Linked DNA regions of Homo sapiens: region 2 is linked to region 1. The links are chromatin loops, found by intact Hi-C in ENCODE. Cell type or tissue: PC-3. All regions are shown on one strand. Links, peaks and the distances in the headings refer to the core of each region. The heading gives the core; the rest is flanking DNA.

Evidence for each region. A loop is a pair of places that touch in the nucleus more often than their neighbours do. Peaks named below come from ENCODE experiments on the same cell type or tissue, not always from the same donor. Only the 100,000 strongest peaks of a DNase experiment are listed, where the experiment ranks them.
Region 2: a loop joins it to region 1, with 2.3 times the contacts of the local background. A loop is called at or near these places in 3 of 110 quality-filtered maps.

Annotation. Positions count from the first base shown.
Region 1 is chr9:18,472,173-18,482,995 of GRCh38, forward strand. It overlaps ADAMTSL1 (ADAMTS like 1), which reads left to right and starts at 1,981. Exons shown (of 29, transcript NM_001040272.6): 1 at 1,981-2,123. The coding sequence starts at 2,061. In PC-3, for the core only: no CTCF peak of the experiment used is centred there; DNase peaks (open chromatin) are centred at 6,779, 7,519 and 8,589; H3K4me3 peaks cover 432 bases; H3K27ac peaks cover 5,422 bases.
Region 2 is chr9:18,538,734-18,549,556 of GRCh38, forward strand. All of the region lies in intron 3 of ADAMTSL1 (ADAMTS like 1), which reads left to right. Among named protein-coding and RNA genes, the nearest start is that of MIR3152, 29 kb to the right of the region's middle. In PC-3, for the core only: no CTCF peak of the experiment used is centred there; DNase peaks (open chromatin) are centred at 4,958 and 5,948; H3K27ac peaks cover 3,359 bases.

The DNA.
Region 1 (10,823 bases), core at 1,909-9,908:
AAGCTCTGGTGTGTAACAGAGAGACACATGTAACATAGCTTTATGAATGAAAGTTTATTTCAATCAATCACCTTTCTTTAATGTGATGAGGATTTCAGACAAAAACAATAGTGGAAAGACAAAGTTAAGCATTTTTACATCTACTTGTGAATACGCTTTAGCTTATGAGCATTAGCTAGTTTTTGAGAGATTTGTAAAACAAATCTTTCTAAAAGGGAAAAGCATATTTCAAGAATGGGCTCTCTTTGTTATGGATTTGTACTGTCCATTTTTCTAGGTCCACATACTTAATATTGAGAACAAAGGATAATCTTTGTATGACCTTGACTTTCCTAACAGCATGAAAATAGGATTTTTAAAGTTTCTCTCTCTTTAATTGATATACCATATGAAGTAGGTAACCTAAAGTTGAACAACCTGCTTTTCTTCACCTTTTTGAAAAGCAACGCAGCAGGTATGTACATAGGCAGACCTGCCTGTATTCACATGCCCATTATGGCTTGATCAGGTTTTCCATATTCGTGTGTTTCATACCTCTTGTCAGTATTTTTTAATAATGAAAGGAAAGAACATTAATTCTAAATGTCTTGTACCTCCACTGCATATATTTCTGGGCTATCAGGAGATCTGAAAAGGGAAAACGTCCTGATGACACACCTATGGCAATGTAAGGCCAGGGCTGCTCTTTTATTCTTTCAAAACTCAATGATTTCCTTTGCAGATAAGGGGAAATACATCCTTGTTTGACATTTGACACTTTTCTAAAACTGTAATAAAACCTTCCTCTAGTAGAGTCAAATCTCCCTTGCTGGTGGATTAAGCAGCTTCAGAAGCTTCCTGACCTTCTCGTTGCTGTTGCTGGCCTTGTCGTCATTTCACTGCTCATTAGCACTTCCTTCAGGGCTGGACTGGCCTCCAAGGTCATCCCATCCAACCCTCTTGCAATAGTGGATGGAAAAATGAGGTAAAACTCAGTTCAGCCTTTTCTGCATTATAACAGCTCTGATAAAGGACGTGGGTGAGGTGCGGAGGAAGCTGAAACTTGGTTAAAAGAAGGTTTGGGGATTAACTGAGGATTTAATTCATCCTTTCTTTCTCTCCCGTGGCTAAAATAGATAGTTGAGAGTTGGCAGTGCATCAAAACCAGGCTGCTCCTCAACCCCAAATTTCAGCCCCACTCATCCTGGAGTCTTTGTTGAGGGTTTCTTTTTAAACTGGGGGATCTAAGTTTCTAATTGTGCCTTTACAATTAGCAAATCTTAAATGCCTTCAATTGTCACTTTACAGAGAAGCAACTTGCTTTGTTTTTTTCCCCCCAAATTAAGTCCTTAATAACACAAAATAACTTATGCCACTGTTTAGGCTTAGTGAGGAACCTTCAGAAAATGTATAGAGTATTTATTTTGCAAGTCAAGAGAGAAAGTAAAGAGGAACTTTATGGAGGCGAAATAAAACAGTTGTACAGAACACATTTACAGGGCACATTAAGTCGGTTTTTGTCTATGGTTCTTTCCCTTTATGGCATATGTTATATATTGACAGGGATTAAGTTTCTCTCCTGAATGGAACAATACACAGTCACAGGGAGCTACTGTACTTTACAAAGCAACAGACATCAGCACAGGCAAATGGCAAATAGAAATGCATCTCACAAAGAACTAACCAGGTCCATGGGAAGCACAGTGCTTGGCTTCATCTTTTGCAATTCTGCATCTTTTGCATTTCCCTTCTCGCTCTGCTGCTCGCTCGCCTTTCTTTTTCGTCCTTTTCCCCCTTTTTTGCTCGCACCGTTACACTTTCTCTGTCCTCCTGGCTTTGTTATTCAGCATGTCTGATTAGCAGGAGCCTGATTGGCTGGCTGCCTGCTCCGAGAGAGATTCCATTCAGCTTACCCCCCACCCATCCACCCACCCACCCCTCGGTCAGGAAATGTGAGAGGGGCTGATGGAAGCTGATAGGCAGGACTGGAGTGTTAGCACCAGTACTGGATGTGACAGCAGGCAGAGGAGCACTTAGCAGCTTATTCAGTGTCCGATTCTGATTCCGGCAAGGATCCAAGCATGGAATGCTGCCGTCGGGCAACTCCTGGCACACTGCTCCTCTTTCTGGCTTTCCTGCTCCTGGTAAATGCCTTTTCATTTCAATGCATTGCTATTGCCATTGAGTCTGGGTGCTGTTGGGGGTGTGTGTGTGTATGTGTGTTTGTGTGTGTGTGTGTGTCTTTATCTTAAAACTCCAGGTAAAATAATTTACACGATTACAAAGAGAGAATACTCCTTCTAGAACTTTTAACCTCAACTTCCCAAGCAAGATAAAGTCTGCAAGACTTTCTGGAATTAGTTACTGCTATACAGTAATACTGATACTGAGACATGAACTTTGGGACATACTGCATGGAGTTTGGGAGCTGAGGACTGTATATATGGTGGTGTGTATGCTTGGAATTTGGATAACAGACATCCTGAAATTAAACTCACTCACTGTGGTGTTCCTGGAATTTTTTGATGGATAGGCTTTGCAGAGCTTGCCCGTACCGCCTTTAATGAATTACTTTCCATCTATGCACATGTACTATGGAACCAGGTAAAGAGGGGAATGAGAGCCTCTTTGCAGCCAACCCAGATTATGGCTCTTAATTACTGCAAGTCATTTATGGATAGAAGTTAATGCTAGGATTTATGAATTGAGGATTATGGCCTTTGATCTCAAATTTACTTTTAAAGAAGAAAAAGGAATGGTGACTTTTAGTACGGCTGATTGCCACAGTCATAGTGATAAGATGCTCTGCTCTTGAACGTCAGTACACATTGCATTTTTGACTCGAAGTAAATGTTCCGTTGTGACTCATACTTGGTTTTATGGGCAGAAAATGAACATTTACTGTCCAAAATAAATCTACACTCAAAATATTAATAGCAATGCACATTTTTTAAACCAGAGTGTTCTGGGCAGGCAGCTTAGTAAACCTCATCTGAAGGTTTGATTCCAAAATTTGCACACACTGATCCAAACAAATGTGATTGTAGTTTTTCCTGTCACATTTATAACATGCCAGAACTTCCTCAGAAGGTAACAAGGCAGGAAGAGAACAAGGTAAAAATGTAGCAAATGAATAGGTTGCATTGATTCCTTGATGGGGAAGGAATGTTTGTTCTGATTATATTCTGACAAATCTGATCTGCGCTATAATTTTGAAGTAGGGAAGAAAGCCATTTGGTACAAACTGAAAAAGTCCAGGAGATTCATCAAATAGAGTAATCAGACAGTGATTCAATATTTTATACATTCCCACTTCTTAATGATTTGCATCATTGTAGCTAAGAAATTATAATGCTGCATTGCAAGTGCTATAAATATAGAAATAAATTTTTAATTTTTCATAGAAATTTAAAGGTAAACTACATTTCAAGCATGAATGAACTATAAGTTTTAGCTGTTCTGAAAAATACAAAGAACAGAATGTTTAGGTATGCTTTATGACTTGTGGAGCAAGCGATTTATGAAAGGTGTCTCATTTTTTCCATATGGGATGTGTTACTTGTATACACCATTAGTTTGTCTCATCTTTCCTTCTTTGTGATTTTTTTAAGTGTGTGTTATTTTCCCATTATATTGCATCATAAAGCAAATTACCAGTATACATTACTTTTTTGATATTTTCATATGGAAGTATGATCTCATTATACTTTAGTAAAACTTTCCCATTCAGGAATAGATTGTTTTGCTATCCATTTGGTAAACGCATTATATCCCTCTGTGATATCTTGAATATTCATATATGTATTAGAGCATATAATTTGACTTATGTGGAATGAAAAGGTATGTATGCTTATTTCAGAAGGACTTAAAACATATCATATTTAAATTACAATAATTGTATTATAAAGATAAAATTAAAACAAACCTAGGTTTGTTTTATGCCTGCATTTAAATTAAGTGGAAATCTGAGAGTTATGCTACAAAAGGAAGAACTGACTGATGTTTACATACATCCCTTTGCCAAGCAATAACAGCATTAGTAATAGCTGTCATGTATTTTGTGTCTGAATGTGGCTAGTTGTTTGAAAATCATTACAATAAATCCTTACAATAATCATACAGATAAGACATTTTAAACCCGTTTTTTCAGGCAATGAAATAAGCTTGCATTTGAACCCAAAGGTCAAATAATGGAGAGAATAGAACATGTTTGCTTCGTATGGTGGTTGTAAATATTTAAGAACAATGAAAACAGTGGTGCAGGTTGGTCTGTACCCTTTGTTGCAGATATTTAGGCTTTCTGCATCATCTTGATCATTAAAGATATGTACAATATCATGAGCACTTGTTAAACTTGCTCATTAACTGCCCCCTTTAGCATTAAATTTAATTATTGGCTTAAGAGATTGTGACCTTTAGCCTGTTGTGTACTTGATTTAGAACTAGAAGTGTGGCATCATCAGCTCAACCTTCAAACTTGATAGAGAAATTGAATTGAGGGGCTTGTTTTTCCTATAGTCTTTTTTTTGTTTTTGTTTTCATTTACACATTGCAAGGATTCTGTCTATTCTTGGACTTATTTGGGGCAATTTCTAAAGGTCTCTGTAACTTAATTGGAAAACATCCTGTCTATTTTGTGGCAAGCCCAGTTTCTACCTTATTAAAATATCCCTCATTTCACTGACAGCTGAATCATCTGTATCATGACTAGGTTCTTGAGTGTGTACAAATATTGAAGGTTGTTCAGCCTTCATTCTGTCAAAATCCTTTCCCCTTGGAACTTATTTCTGAGAGGATGGGTGTTGAATCTATTTTACGTTACCACCCATATTTTCATGCACAGAACTTATATCATAAATTTATATTCTGGACACAGTAGGACAGTAGTACTGATCAAGAGATTTCATTTGATATTCAGGTGAAATTAAGCTACATAATGCCATTTTCTCAATCCTCCCATTCTGCTTTCTCGTATTTATTCTCTCTCCTTTGTCCCAATTGTTTAGCTCAAAAAGAATGTGGCAAAAACCATGACCGGCCATTGACATATGTGTCCATCTACACTTGAAGTCAAATCACTTCTTGTCAGAAAGGCATTTAATCAAATTTGCATTTGCCTTTTGTTTCTTTTAAACGGTTTTAAGCTCTTTTGCCTGCTATTGTGAGAGTTGCAAGAGTAACACTAGGAATTATAATAAAGTACATGTGTTTTCCTGTTGAATTTCTTTTTCTTCTCTGTACTAATTTATACATGGCAACTAGTCAAACACAATAGCCCATTCCCTTCAGTCCCTCTGGCACTCTCTCCCACTATTATCTAAGTGGATCTATCTTGGATGGGGAGAAGCACCCTTAGCTTGTGGAATGAATGTTAAGTCCCTTATTTACAGGAGACCGCGGCCTGTTCCAGCAGCATGTATGTCAGTGTGTTCATGTGCATGCACAAGCACTTTTCTATAATTGTTCACTCTACACAGATTTCTTTTTCTCAGACCTAGATTGTCTTTAAATCAAGCTTGAAGACTTTTCGCATAGATCTACAGAACGCTATGAAGCATTTAAAATTTAAAAATCACTTTCTTCATGTTTTTGTGAAGTTTCTTGTCTAGACATGGCCAGCTACATTTTTGTTTACTCAGGCTCCTGTTTTTAGTGTTTCAGTGTGTTCAGGACCACTTTCTGGCCCCCATTATTATTTTCACATAACACCATTTCTGTTGCTTCATATAAGTTGAGGGAAGAGTGTCCAATAGTGGTCACTAGTGAACTACAGAAGAATCTTGTTACACCAGGAAAGTTTTTCCTTGAAAAAGCATATGGAAATTGAAGTCTTTTGAGAGACAAAGAGAATGAATAAATAAATGCATGTATGTATTTGTGCATTTGTATGTTTTAATACATGTTGATGCCCATTTACTATTATGTATGTATAAATTGGAAAGCAGTCTTCTAACACACCATGGAGTAGGCTATTACTCTAACTTAGGAGATTCACATCTCCTAAGTTGATTCTATCCTACTAACAATATTACAGTTAGGGTTTGCAATTTTTATCAGTTAAGTGTCGTTAACTCTATACAAGTTACTCATGTTTTTTAAAAACTTAGTTTACTTGGGCTGTATTTTGCTTGGGGATTATATTAGCATGAGACATGGTCTGGTGTTTTGGTTCTCCCCTTTATTATGGCTTACTCAGAATATAATTTTAAACTCTTCCAGGAAAAATACTGGGTCCTATGAATTTCTGCTTTTCCCGAAGCACCTAGTAGAGTGCCGTGTAGATACAGTTTGTGAACTAAATGAAGAGAAAAAATGACTTACAGAGACTATCGAAGGGTTCTTTAATTCTTCATATTTTCAGTGATTCTTAAATTCATATGTGTAGTTCTGTTTCTTTGGTCAAGTGACAGCTCTGCTTTTAATTCATGTATCTTCCAGTTTCCAGGAATGACACGCTCTCAGGTCCAGCTATGTAAGTTTAATTGTGCCCTCCTCTCAGTAAGCATATTCTACTGTTTCTGTGGTCTCATGAGTAGAGTGACCCAGAAGTGACCTCTTCGTAGCATAAGGACCGGAGCCTTTTCTTGAGTGAGAGCATTCCTTCAATCACCATGAATAACCTACTGGTTAACTGTATTGAGATAATCACAGGAAAATGTGTCTAAATCAAGTTTTACAGTCTTGTCATTGTTACTAACTTTCTTCTTTTAGAGAGCTGGCTTCAAACTTTGTGTTTTCACCAGAATGAGACAAGTGCGTGTCATTTTCTGTCTACATCATAAAAACCATACCATGTGGTTGAATTTTGGCTTGATTGGCAGTACTGGCTCATGAGCGGCTTAGGACTGGCATACCAGAGGTGATGTAAGTCCTAAAGGATCCTAATTGAAATAGGCCAGCACAGCTGTGTGGGGAGCCTGCCTGCTAACTGGGGTAAGCTGTTGCTATCAACCCCTTCTTTCCATGAGCTCAAAAATAAATGACTAAATCTCCCCAATTCCCGAACTTCAAGATTAAAACCTACATTGAATAAAGCTTAACTGTTCTGTTTTGCCTCTCAGGGACTCTGTTAACTGGAGCACCCAGCATGGAGGGCAGTTAGTTAAGTTTTCTGGCCACGTCAAGAAGATGCCCAATGGCTGTAATCTGCAGCCAACAGTGACCTCAGGCTTTTTGTTTATTGTCTTTCCCAAGAAACTCAGTATTCATAAATCCATTAAAAAGTTTTGCTGTATCCACAAGCATTCTTTATTTTGATTAGAGAAATATATTTTATCTCATGAAGTAATTGTAACCTTTATTAGGAGAAATACCATAATTTCTGTGTTCAAATAGCCCCATCCCAAATTCTACCCATATATAGCTATGTGTACAGTCAGCGCTTAGTAATTGCTTGTCAGAAGGCATAAATAATTCATTGTAATCTCTAAAATATTTTATATGTAATTTTTATAGTTCTTGGGCTACTTTGCATTTATCTGTGCCATCGCCCATCTCTTACTTATCTTACACTTCTTTCTGTCCCACAAAGCTGTGGGGGACAGCAGAAGGTGTGACTTGTTCCTCCTGCCTCTTTCAGAATGCCTGGTAATTTGATCTCAATAAACGTGGGTGAATGAATAAATAAATGGAAAAATAAGAATGACTTGGCAAGAAAAGGTGAAAACAGGGAAAAGTACAAGTAGGAAGGAAAAATGTCAGCATTCATTTTACATGTGAAGCGTTTCACTATTTCTGGTTTTGGTAAGACCAAGTCATCAACGCTAAGAAACGCAAAAGAGGTATATATTCTGTATTCCTTTCTCTGTCTTTTAAATATACGTAGCCACACACTGAACAACAATTAACCCCTTTTGCTCTTGTTAATTAGAATGAATCATTTTGGATGTTTCATATATTTTTTATCCATTTAGTTCTCAAATATTTTTCCTTTTTCAAAACTTGTCCTCAGGAAGAAAACGATACTTACATTAGTCACAGTTTTGTAAAACTTGAAGGTACTTAAAATAAACTCTCATGTTAGCAGAGACAATGCTGTGGATTCACTAAAACCTGTTTCTTCTTGCTACTGGGCACAATGATAAACTGTATTTGCCAGCCTTCCCTGTGACTGGATGGTACTATGTAATTGAGTTCTCATCAGTGAAAAATAGCTAGAAGTACTATATGGCACTTGTAGGCCTGATCCCTCAGCCTATGTGATCCTCCAAGCATCAAACACTCTCTCTTTACCCACCTGCTGGATGCAGAGAATCCACTAGAAAAAACTTCATGACTCTAAGGAATGGCAAAGCCACCAAGTGGAAGTCTAGGTCCCTGAATGACTACATGGAGCACAGCCCCTCAGTGTCACTCTCACAGACTTACACTGTGAACATTCATTTAACCATGAGCAAGAAACAAACTTTGTTGTGTGAAAACCCTGAAATTTTGGGAAAGGTGTTGTTTGTTATGCTGAAAACTTTTAAGAAATAACATATGCTTCAAATTTAGATGCTATACATGCCAGTACTTACTCATAAGTAAGTACTAATACCGTTTTCCATTTATTATATGGGAAAAGAGAACTAACAAGATGCCACATCATTCTAATGGTGGTTTGATCTTTGCGGTTTGCAATTTACTGCATACCTGAAGTGTGATAAGTAGTTGGGGGTATGTGTCAGTACTACAGGGAAAATAGGAAAATGGGTCCATTTTTAAAACATAGAATCTGGAAGTGGATGAGGGAGTGGTAGAAAATGAGGAAAGAAAACCAAAGAGGCAAGGCTGTGGTGAAACAGTTGAAATCTCCTGGGACAGAGTGGGATCAAACAGTGAGGCCAAGAACATAGAAGCACACAGATCCAAGGGGAAGGCGAATATAACAGAAAAAGATGCTGAGAAGCTGAAACCAGGGTGCAACACTGAAACTGCTCCAAGGGCAGAATGTCAGAAAATCAGAGTGAACAATTCACAGAGAGGGAACAGACTCACAAAGGCAAAGTAAACAAATGTTTTGTACAGCGATATATAAAGTAAACCACACTTCTTGAATATCCCTAGTTTCAAACAATCTTTAACACATTTTTCTTGGAGGTGTCTGAGTGCCATGAAAGAACAGTGGTTTTAGGCTGGGTGCAGTGGCTCACATCTGTAATCCCAGCACTCTGGGAGGCCGAGGAGGGTGGATCACCTGAGGTCAGGAGTTCGAGACCAGCCTGGCCAACATGGTGAAACCCCATCTCTACTAAAAATACAAAAATTAGCTGGGCATGGTGGCAGGCATCTATAATCCCAGCTACGGAGATTAAGTCACAATCTCTACAGTGAAGAGCTTGGAAGTGTGTTGGACATTTTGTTGTCAAGAGTTTTTTTTTTTTTTAATTTTTCAAAACACAACTCTTCTGTAGGCAACAGTTCTGTGATGGACATTATTATTTTCAATTTCCCCACAAGCTGGTTCATCTTGTAAATAACTCTCTGCACCTGCTTAGACGCTGTTTGTTTAATCCTTTTATCCCTGTGTAAATGTAAATTATGGCTTTCCATAGATTATGAATGTGTTATTTTCAAATTATCAATCACTATTTGACTCTGAACATGAAAAGTTATTTTTACTGTTTCTATAGTTTATAGTCTCAATTTGTGCAACAGAACACACTGGAACAATTTTTTAGTTAATATTCTTTAGGGAAAAACTATTTTCAAGATAAATGGTTATCTTTGTGAGAATTACCATTATGTGTGACCAATGTCTAGAGAGTTTTCATCTGCCCCACTATCACTGGGGAACCTGCTGCCAGATTACAATCTGTACATAGTTTCCACTACATTGTGCTTTCTTGGCAACAACCAAAATCCACGCAAAAAACAAATAGATTCCATTTGGAATTATATTTCTGTCAGTGCAATTACTATATGAGGTTGTATCTCCCATCCTCATTAGAATTATACCTAAAGTTCTTATTAAAATAAATTAATTACAATAAGACCAAGATGACCTTGTGCATCAAAAGTAGGATAGTTGAAAGAAAGGGAATAGCAGAAAAATCACGTGCATGAACATATGCCGTTTATAATACAGGAGATTTATTCCACTTCTGAGGCAAGAAATTGCCGGACTCTAATAGTTTCACCACCTGTGAATTATTTGGGTGCACCTCATAAGCGGGTTCTTTCTTCTATTTGTTTAAAGAAATAAGTGGTATGTTTGCCAATTCTACACTACATTAATTTTCACGGAGTTTCCATTTTCATCTTCATTGCTTTTTCAGATTTTTTTCCAAAGCTTCTGCCATTCTCCAGCTAAAGCTTTGGGTATTTTCCCCTTCAATTTTTGTCCAGGGACTTTCTCTAAGTCAATTCAGTTTGTTGGCATAAATGTTGGGATGAAAAGAGCGTGATAACCTAAGACATCCTGACATAAATTCCAAGAGCACTACAGAAATGAGACAGGAAATTGTGAGCAACCTATAATAAATTCAAACTGTCCAATAAAATAAATATACCTCACTTTGTTCCCATAGTAAGGTATGGTAGGGTATCTGATTTCTCAGCCTCCTTTGCTGGCTGTAATCTCAGTCACCATTTGAAGTCTGTATGAGTATTGTTAGAATATTGTACTTCATCAATACAACTAGGAATGAAAAAGATTAATGGAAACAATAAGAACTCCTACTGTTCAGGTGTGCTTAAGTGAGATTTGGTGGGAACGTTTTCAGAACTAGCCGGTTCTTTTTTTCTAGCTGTTATAACCATTTGTCACTGAGACCTAATATAATTTCCCTGATATACTACACACTTTTAGTTCTTATTTGGGGCTTGTAACTGGTCTGAGATAACAAACATGCTTTGAAATTACT
Region 2 (10,823 bases), core at 1,414-9,413, 66 kb after region 1:
GTGGTTATTAACAGTGGGCGTAAGGTAAATTCCCATTTGGTCTATTTGTCTATTTTTCTCATAAGGCCTTTGTATATCACAAAGTCAGGAAACACTTGGTGCTTTATGTCAAGGATCAAATGGAACATATGGAAGAAACAATGACGCTGCTACAGGTCTTCCTTGGTCAGAATTTGAAAGAAACTGTTGAAACAACATTCAGACCAGAGAAATACCCCTGAAGTCTAGAGAGATGCTCTAGTAAATAATAACAACTGCAAGAGTTGGTCAGTGAGCCAACTCTTTCCAGCCAACGCTTGGCTCTTTCCAGCCAAGAGCCACTCTAAGATGGGAAGTAGGCTACTAAACTTTCCCATACTCTAGTCCTTATTATTCTAGCAGTTGAAAATAAGGCATGATGCTACTTGCCAGGGCCATTTATTTTTTGCTTATTCGCTTATTCATTCTCTTGATCAATCAGTTTTAAAACAGCATTTATTGAACACCCAACTCCTGTTCTGTACTAGGGATATCAGGAGTTGCCACCATCAATAAAGAGATAGGCAGCCTGCCCTTGGGGGAAGTCAGAGGCTAGGAGAAAAGACAAATACACAAACACAAAACTAAATAAAGTATGACGCACGCTATCAGTATGGAGGTAAGAACAAAGTGCTAAGTCATGGAAGGACCATGTCTGATTCTTTCACCGCTGCATACTCAGGGTCTGGCATTCAGTGTCTGACACCATGCCTCTTGCACTGTGAACCTGGAAACGCAGAAAACTCACAGAACTGCCTCAGGTTATTTTGAATATTCAAGGGAAACATATCAAGACTTAACATATGTTGAACACTCTTTGAACTATTTGATCATGCTGTATTCCTTTCTATGACATCTCATCTTCGTAAAGCTGGGTTTGCTTTGATAAAAAGCAAGTACTGTGAGAAAAACAACATGGAATAGGAAACAAGAATGAGGATTGTCCAATCTGATTCCAGGCTTTGGGATGTAGTACAGGCACACACATCCCATTAATAAATAAATGTTATTTATGAATGAAGTAAAATAGTACTTTTCTCTCAAGTTATATGCATTGTTTTTTCAAATGGCTATTAAATCATCAGGACACAAATATATATTAAGTTGCTTGGACCTAACTGCTTAATAAATGGAATTGTTTGGTATTCCTGTTGGCCGGCCTAGAAGTACCACAAAAAACTCACCCAGACATTAATGGTGCTGTAAACAGAAATTAAGAGCCTCTGATCCAACTCACTGTAGTCATTCAACACATAGGATGAATAAAAAAATGCATGACATTCTAAATAAGGTGACAGTTGAGCTGAGCTTTAAAAGATGAAAGGGATTTTTTCAGGCTGCAATGAGAAAGAGAAAGAGAGAGGGAGAGTTAGTTTTCTGAAAAATGGAAGTAGAGTCAACAATATCCACTGGGATTTACCAGGTCTCAGGCACTTTTTCTAGGCACTGGCGTATAATATTAACAGAGAAAGATAATGCCCCTGTTCTTATGAAGCTTATATTATAGTGTGAGATGCAGATGATAAAGTTTTAAAAGAGGACAGTTTCATATAGTGAATGATTATGCTACACTTGATCTTAGCCAAAAGGCCGAGAAGCGATAGTGAATGATTATGAAAGAAATAAAGCAGAGTAATGGGATGGAGAGTGACACAGGGATGGAGGGTTGCTCTACCTGAGGTGGTCAGGAAATTCTCTCTGAGTTGACATTTAAATGTCCTTAGTATGTTTGGAAGGTGAGGCATGAAGGAGCCCAGCTTATTTGGGGGCCTGTGGGTCATTTTATCAGGTGCAGTACAAGGTATATTGTGGGGAAAGAAGTGGGATATTTATCTATGCTGAAGAGCCTGAACTTAGCCCCACATGTTATTTCATAAGGGACATTCTTAGCCCCTCACTCAGAGTGATGAGCTTTGGAAGAGCAGAAGGCTGAAAGAAAACTTGGTGACTCTATCTACCCCTTCTGTGCATTTCTCTTCTCCCAGGCCCGGTCTGCCAGTCTCAGGTGAAATATATCCAAGGCAGGAGAGGGATTTCTTAACCTCAGGTAGGAAGACTCTTAAGTGAGAAAGAAATTCTAATTGCAGGAACGTTGATTTCTTCCTAATAAATGTGCCAAATCCCCCACCTACTAGAGAGGGCCTCCAAGAACCTGGCTGCTGCTTCACCCTGCCACAGACGCACTCTCTCCAGTAGTGGACCAAAGAAATATACTTCTCCCCAGACCCATCCATGCTTCAATCTTTCCTGACCTACCCAGCTGAAAAACAGAAATTTCCCTCATACTATATAACCTCCCCTAAGATAGACATTGCTCTCATGTTAAAGTCAGATGGGACATGTCTTTTCTAAGTCACTTGATGAAGGCTTGATTTGTACACTGATACAACAAAATTGGGAGCAGGCTCTCCTATCTTTCAGAGTCTGCATGCATTCTGCATTTGGACAGTCTCTAAAAGGCTATTACGATGTATGAGTGGCAGGCGCAGTGGCTCATGCCTGTAATCCCGGCACTTTGGGAGGCCGAGGCAGGCAGATCACCTGAGGTCAGGAGTTAAGACCAGCCTGGTCAACATGGTGAAACACCGTCTCTACTAAAAATATAAAAATTATCTTGATGTTGTGGTGGGCACCTGTAATCCCAGCTACTCGGGAGGCTGAAGCAGGAGAATCGCGTGAAACCAGGAGGTGGAGGTCGCAGTGAGCTGAGATCGTGTCATTGCACTCCAGACTGGGCAACAAGAGCAAAACTCCATCTCAAAGAAAAAAAAAAAAAATTTATGGGTGGGAGGAGTGTGGAGAGTAATTTAAAGGATCTATTTTTCACTTTTTCAATCCCATGGATAATGAGGACTTAAAGCAGTGTTATGTAGCAGAAAGAACATGGGCCCTCTTGAATCCTGAGCTGCCACTTACCAGTTATGTGCTTTCAAACGCGTTTATTAACCTCTCTCAGTCTCAGTTTTCTTGCATATAAAAATATCGTTCTAATATATGTACAAACAGAAAATGTTAATACAATGTTAATGGTAATTTTAAAATTGGAAACAAATGGAGGATGGCTGGTTAAATAAGGTGTGATATGCTCATAGCATGGAATGCTATACAGTCATTAAAAAGATTAAGGTGGATCTATTTGTACAAACCTGTGAGTTCTTCCAAATTATCTTGTTAAAAGTTTAAAAAAGCAAATTGTGGAGTAATAACCTATAGTATGATCTCAGTTTTTAATAATCCCCAGAATGAAATGTGTCTGGTTGTGTGGCACCATCCCAAGGCATTGAAGGACACACATCCAACTGATCACCTAATACAGAGCAGGGAGGGACTGAATAAGTTAGGGGGACTTTCATTTTTTATTCTATATGCTTTTATAGTGTTTTAATTTTTTATAATGAACACATATTCCTGTATTTGTAGTATAATTTTAAAGAAAATACAAAACAAAAGAAGATGAGGTTGGGAGAAAACATTTTATACATAATTGAGTTTTTATTTGTTTTTGAAACAAAGAAAAAAAATACCACCTCCCAGAGTTCTGCTGAGGATTATGTGAGAAAATGTCTAAAATGCACTCAGCCTGGTACCTGACTCAGTCATGTTGGCTCTACTCTTCCTCATTACCTGTTATGTTTTGAATTATGTCCTCATTCCATTATGTGTTGGAATCCTAAACTCCCATACCTCAAAATCTAACTATATTTGGAGTTGTGGTCTTTAAAGATGTAATTAAGTTAAAATAAGGTCATTAAGGTGGGCCCTAAATCAGTATGACTGGTGGTCTTTAAAGAAGATATTAGGATGCAGACACACAGAGAGAAGACATGTGAAGACACAGAAGAAGGCTGCCTTCCACAAGCCAAGGAGAGAGCCCTCAGTAGAAACCAACCTTGCAGACCCCTGATGTTGGCCTCCTAGACTCCAGAATTGCATAAAAATAAATTTCAGTTGTTTAGCTCACCCAGTCTGTGGTATTTTCTTATGGCAACCCTAGTCAACTAGTATACTACCTTTCTTCAACTTCCTCCTCTCTTCTGACAAAGTACTGTTTCTGAAAGACTACATTATTTTTTAAAAACTGAAAATTAGATCACTTTGAAATTCCAAAGATCAGCCTTATTCTATGGCATCATGGGTAATTTCTCCTGATTGTTTTGCCAAGTGACAAGTTCCAGGTATTCTGGAAGGAGAATGTTAGACCTCATTTCCGGCAGAACTGCAGGCTTATAATGGCCCTTCCTTTGGACGAACTCTAGAAAAACAGACTTTCTATACAATGCCCAGTTATTAGGCTGGACAGTCAGGTCTCTGGCAACTATCATGGCTTGGCTGTTCTTTGGCCAAATACTTGATTGGAATTGCTGTATATTCTCAGAATTATATCCCAGGGGACAAATCAGTATCCACCAAAAGAAGTCTAACTTACTGTAAAGCCAAGATGAATGTAGGATGGTGACTAAACTCATTATAGGACATTGTGGTTTGTGTGTTTCTCCTTTTTGGAGTTGAGAAGAACTGCTGTTGCTAGAACAAAAGGATGTTCTTTAGGCAACACATCTGCAAAAAATCCTAATTTCTCTGATTTGACCCACAGCTTTTTTTTTTAATGCTAAAATTAGATAACAAAGGGAAACAATGTTTCTGAAAAGAGAAATGATGAGTGACTTTGATTGTTTCTCTGAGGGCAGAGCCCCTATCCACCCTGTGATAACATCAAGGCTAAATAAGCTTTCAGTATCTTGCAAATAAATTAATCTCTAAATGCAATTGTACAGCATGCCATGTGGACAACTGGAGGTTGACTTTGGTTCAAAACACATCATTTCTTTTTCGCTAGTTAAACACTGAACATTCAGAGTAATGGTTGAAAATATTTGCAGCAATTACTCTGGGAAAAAAAATCCTCATATTTTATGACTAACTGTTTTATCATTTGTGGCATAAAGAAATAAACATTTTTTTAATGATTCACAGATTCCTTCATTTGATGGATCTGGTGGCTATAGATCTCCCTGCAGTGCTTGCTGCCAGGCAGCTGGCCAAGTTCACTGGGTGCCCCCCAGCCCCAGTAAGTTAGGCCTTCTGCTTTTCCTCTCCTCTCGGCCTTCTTCTGACTGTGGCACACATTTCTTTTTTAATGCTTTTTCTGACATGTCTTTATTTTACTCCTCCTTATTCTCTCTCCTATCCCTTCTCCTTAATGTGTTCTCAATTTCTTATCCTCTGCTTCAACTCTGACTCTCTCGGGAGGGTTCTGGTATGAACACTCGTCAGTGGAAAGAATACAGGCTTGGGGGCTCTGTTACTTACTAACTTTGTGGTTTGGGGCAAGCTCTTCAACTTCTCGTAGCCTCAGTTTCCTCAATCTTGAAGTGGAAATAATAGTAATGCTCAGTTATAGTATTCCTTTATAGAAATCAGTGCAACAATGGAAATACATGGGAAATAACAAATTTTAGTTCTTTCTTCCACATTGCCTTGGTAAAAGCTAAGTGAGTGACACTCTTACAAGAAACAGGGCCCAGTGAAACCACAGCCCACAGTATCACATCAGCATTAAACATTTCCTTCCAGAAAAGTTATATTCCTTGGCTAAGGACAATTTCACTCTTGTTCATAACTCAAGGTGATATAATAAAAAACTCCAAATTGTTAGGGAACATATGAAAGGGAATATATTAGTAAAACTGATTTCTGTTTGATGGCATCTTTCTAGTATACTTAAAGGGCCATAGGAGATATTGTCCCCTAAATTGATCACAGTTTTTTTTTTCAGCCAGCATCATCCCATGGAGACCACGAGAGCGGGGTTTAGCAATAGTTGTAAATGACCATTGAGTGATATGAGCTGGCATTCCTGGCCTGAAGAGTCACACCTTCCAGCTCACTTGGGTGATGCTGACTGACAAGCAATCACCTATATTATTGTCTTGTGGATTGATGGCTAATGCCAAGCATCTACTTTCCTTGACTCAGTATGAATAGGAATGCCTACTTGGCCAACCCGTAATTTCCCTCAATATTGCCATGATCAGTTGTTATATTGAGACCCACTCAGCTAGAGCTAACTCCTATTATTAATGACAGAGTGATGACTAAATGCATGTATGAAGAAAAGAAAAATCATTCAACAGCTCAACTTTCAACTGATGAAGAGAATTAAGAATGAGACCATCATTTCCACAGGGTTGAAAATTATTAGATTGAGAAAAGCTGATATGAGTCCCCTCTCCTGGCTAGCTCCACGAGCTTAGGCAGACAGCTTTCATCTCTTTCTGCCACAATCCCCGTTATTGAAAATGACAGATAAAGACTGATTACATACCTCAGAGAGAACCTGGCAAAGTTATAGACTCATAGAATGTTAGAATTAGAGAAGAATTAGTATATTTGGGTTGTCTGCCCTGTGCCAGGCATGGTACCTTATGACCTTTTGCCCCAAACTCATTCAATTCTCACCACTACCTTGAAAATTGGGCATTACCTTAATTATACAGATAAGGAAATTGGAACATTTAAAGACATGAAATGCCTTATTTAGGCTATACAGCTAAGGAGTGGTCCTGTCAGGTTTGTAAATGCCGAAGCACATGCTCATTTCACCATAACACCAGGAGCTATATGGGTGATCTGGACTAATTCTCATTTAGTAAACAGCAAAACTGAGATCCAAAAAGTTTAAGGCTCAAGCATTTTTACAACATATGCTTTTTTTTTTAAGAAAAGAGATATTCAAACAAGTCTATTATAGCAATTATAATTCTTCAAGGCTAGAAGTATATGAACTGCTGAGAATTTTTAATGTGCAAATTAAATACAGCAGAAAAAGCAAATCCAAGAATCCTTGCTGAAAACATCTCTAATTCCCTCTCCTTTGAGCGTCTCTGCCTGTCAAGAGGATATAAATTTATTAAGTCAATACTCCTCAGAATTTACTTTCTCAAGTCCTAGTTTCTGAATTTCATAAAAAGGATGCTGGCCTCTAGTGAACCAGATAGAAGCTTGAAGCAGGGATTTGAGAATAATTTAGAAAGAAATTACTACTGCAGTTCATCCCTTGGCAAGGCCCTACGGAATGAAACCAAATAAGCTGCCATGCCTAGGTTGCTAACGTGCAAATACTTGCATGTGTTCAGCCTGGTTTCTGTAAGCCTAGAAACGATAAGCAGCATCAAATCTTCTCATTAACACCAAGATGTGCTGAAACTCAAGCAGCATGAACTTGTAGGTTTTTCCCTCCAAGACATCACTTTGTGCTGGGTACTATAAGCAAGGGCCATTATTTAATTAGTTAACAAGTTTTTGTACTATCATTCTAGCAGTCTTGTCCTTCTTATGTTTTCCTTTGCATTTTAAACATTCTCTTTCTTTTAAGAGGAAATTGTGAAACTTAAAGAGGTTATCTTTGAGGTTTGGCTATATTTTTCTTTATAATCTTGCTATGAGCAGTAACTACATATGGCTGTTGGAGAGTGTTTAGTTTGGGTTTCAACTCAGTTGAGAGTTTTGAGTGAAATATGGTCATCACAGTGGGAAGGCTAAAGAGGCATTATTATTTTCATTATTATTGGTTTTTTTAGAGACAGGATCTTGCCTGTCCCCCAGGCTGGGGTGCACGGGTACAATCACAGCTCACTATAACCTCAAACTCCTGGACTCAAGTGATCTTCTCATTAAAAAGCATTATTAGATTCCTTTTCCTTTGAATCTTCACTGAGTAAATATACTTTATAGCTCTTTAACACCCGTATCCAACAACATACCAACATCCCTTTCCCAAGCAGCATATTCATTACCAAAAAAACTTATTCCTTCCCCAAATAGAAATTTTTAAAAGAAAGATATCACTGTTTTACAATGTGTAATTTATACCTTTTTATTTTTTCTCCCATTAAAATATGACTAGGATTTATTTACTTTGAATTGTTATAGATATTGGAAGTAATTTAGACAAAACTGTCAATTCTTATAGAACAGTATTTTGAAAAAACTATTTTTAAGCTACTTTTTATATTTGACTTCGTGACTGGGCAATGAAGACAAGCAGCCAGATTTCCAGGCACACCACCCCTATTTCATTCAAAACAAGTCTGCTTTTAACTGCTGTATTTATTAGCATCCTATGTAGATTTCTTTGGAAGAAAAATAATCATTCAGCAACGAAAATAAAGTTTGAAAACACCTGCTTTATGATATCTCATAAGGTCTTCTAAATTTTACGTGGCTATTTCTAGGTAAGAAATTCTCCAATAAATGTCTATTCTGTACAATTCTAATTGCCAAGAAGATGTTTCTTAGAGCAAAATGATGTGTACTTTCTTATTACCATTTAATTTACTATAGCAGATCGTTTTTGACTACATGCAAAGCATTGCTCTAGGAGCAAATGAAAATAAGAAAATGTATGTAAGACTTTGTACTCTCAAATGTTTTAAAATTGGAGGGAGGAAGAGAATAAAGACAAAAATATAGATAGGATTTGATGCAGAGTAAGTTACAAAAGTACAACAGAAGAGCTCAGAGGACATCTATGCAATCTATTAATATCTTAATATCTATTCATCCTCTCCTTTCCAAGCAAGCAACAATCACAGATTAAATATAAAATGATAAAACCAGTGGCATAGCCAGGTTCAAAAGCAAGAGAAAAAGTCCATGGACCAAAAATGGAAAATAAATGCAAGATGGTGAATAGTGCTGATTTCATAGGCTTTTTGGCTCCAAGACTGAAATAAAGCAAAGATTGGCAGTAGCTTGACTCTGGTAGGATACCAGGGTTGAATTTCCTTCACAGAAGAAGCAGGACCTAAGCCAGGTAGAAAACTTGATGTCAGGAGTTTCGAGGAGGCTCTCTGTTGTGAAGAGCGGCTGTATATATATATAAAAAAAAAAAAAAAAAAAAAGACAGTTGCCAGTTGCCTAGAATGAGAGTTTTCTCTGAAATTGTGTGTCTAAAAGAGGCTGTTTGATAGACATAGATACCATATCATGAACTGAAACTCTACCAAGCCATACTTTCCCTCTGGGTCTAGACTTGCAATTTCTTCATTATGGATTAAAACCCAAAATTTTAGTACAGTATCTGATTCTGGACCGGGGGCCATGTGAACCGTATGGAGATAATCATAAAACCATTGGAACAGACAAAGACAGGGAGAACAAAAGGAAAACAAACAGCTTTTCACTAAAAATGAGCCTGCAAATAAAAATTCCAAAACATAGGAAAAAAATATATATATAATACCAAGAAAGACAACAAAATTAACGTTCACACCAGATAAAATTCTGTGAAACAGTTTGACAAAGACTTTAAAATTAATAAAGTCAATCCTCTTTATTGATGGATGCTTGCAATTGTGAATTGTCTACTTACTAAAATTTGCTTGTAACCCCCCAAATCAACACTTATGGCACATTTGTGGTCATTCATGGGCATGTGAAGAAAAGTTAAATCTTTGAGTCGCTGAATGAACATGTTCCCAGCTGTGGTTGAACAAGGGACACTCTGCCTTCCTGTTTGAGCTCTCATACTGTAAACAAGTGTCCTTTTGGCAGTCTATTTAGTGTCAAGTTTTTCACGTTTATTTTTGTGCTTTTTTGGTGATTTCATTGTTTAAAATGGCCCCGAAGCATATGCTGAAGCACTGTCTAGTGTTTGCAAGCTCAAGAAAGCTGTGATGTGCCTTATGGAGAAAATGTGTGTGTTAGATAAGCTTCCTTCAGGCCTGAATTACAGTGCTGTTGGATGTGAGTTTCATGTTAATGAATCAACAATCTCTACAAGGAGTGTTTAAAAAGAAACATACATTAAATAAGGTTATCTACAGATCAGTTAATTAAAATGTTGTGACCAGAGACTTGAAGGAACTGTATTTCTCCCTAAGTGCAATGGTTCATTATTTGCTAATTCAGCATTTATGGTGATTTTCTAGAACGTAAGTGACACAAATAATGAGTATTGACTTTATGTTGAAAAGAAACACATTAAGAAATAACAGTGCTTAAAAATAAAGAATAAATTAGGGAGTAAAGACAGAAATAAAGCATTAAATAGATAGATGAAGAAAATAAATTATTAGAAATTTGCAATTCAAAAATCTAGTAATTGAAATAAAAATTTATCCATAGATAGGATAAATTCCAAACAAGATGCAGAATCAGTGAAAATTTGAAGATAGAAGTTAGAAACTTTACCCAAAATATAGGCCAAAATTCCAAAATATATAATACAAAAGAGCCCTTAAGAGATACAGAGAGTGTACAAAAGGCTCCAATATACATCAAATAGGAGTGTTCAATGAGAAGGGGCAGAATTCCATTTAGAATATTCCAGAAAGGAAAAAAATAGTTATCAGACTAAAGTTGCAATGAAAGTGCTGAACAGGAAAAATAAAAATACATAACCAGACATATCATGGTCAAACATCAGAAGGAGATTCCAACTTTAGGATAAGGGGGAAATAGTAAAAGCTACCAGAGAAAAGACAGAGTACCCACAAAAGAATGAAACTTAGACTAAAGGCTGAAACTTCTCAGTCATAATGGAGTGTAAAAGATGAGTTAATGTCTTCAAAATATGAATGGAACATAACTGTCAGTGTAGAATTTTGTACTCTCAACTTTCAGTGAAGAGTGTAGGCAAAATACAAACATGTCCTGATCTACAAAGATGAGCATTAACTACCCATGGACTTTCACTAACATAACTACTACAGGCTACATTTGAGGAAGAAAAATATAGGAAAGGTGGGCAAAAAGCAAAACAATGGTGATCCCCAAAGGGGTATGAGAGTGTGTATATGTAT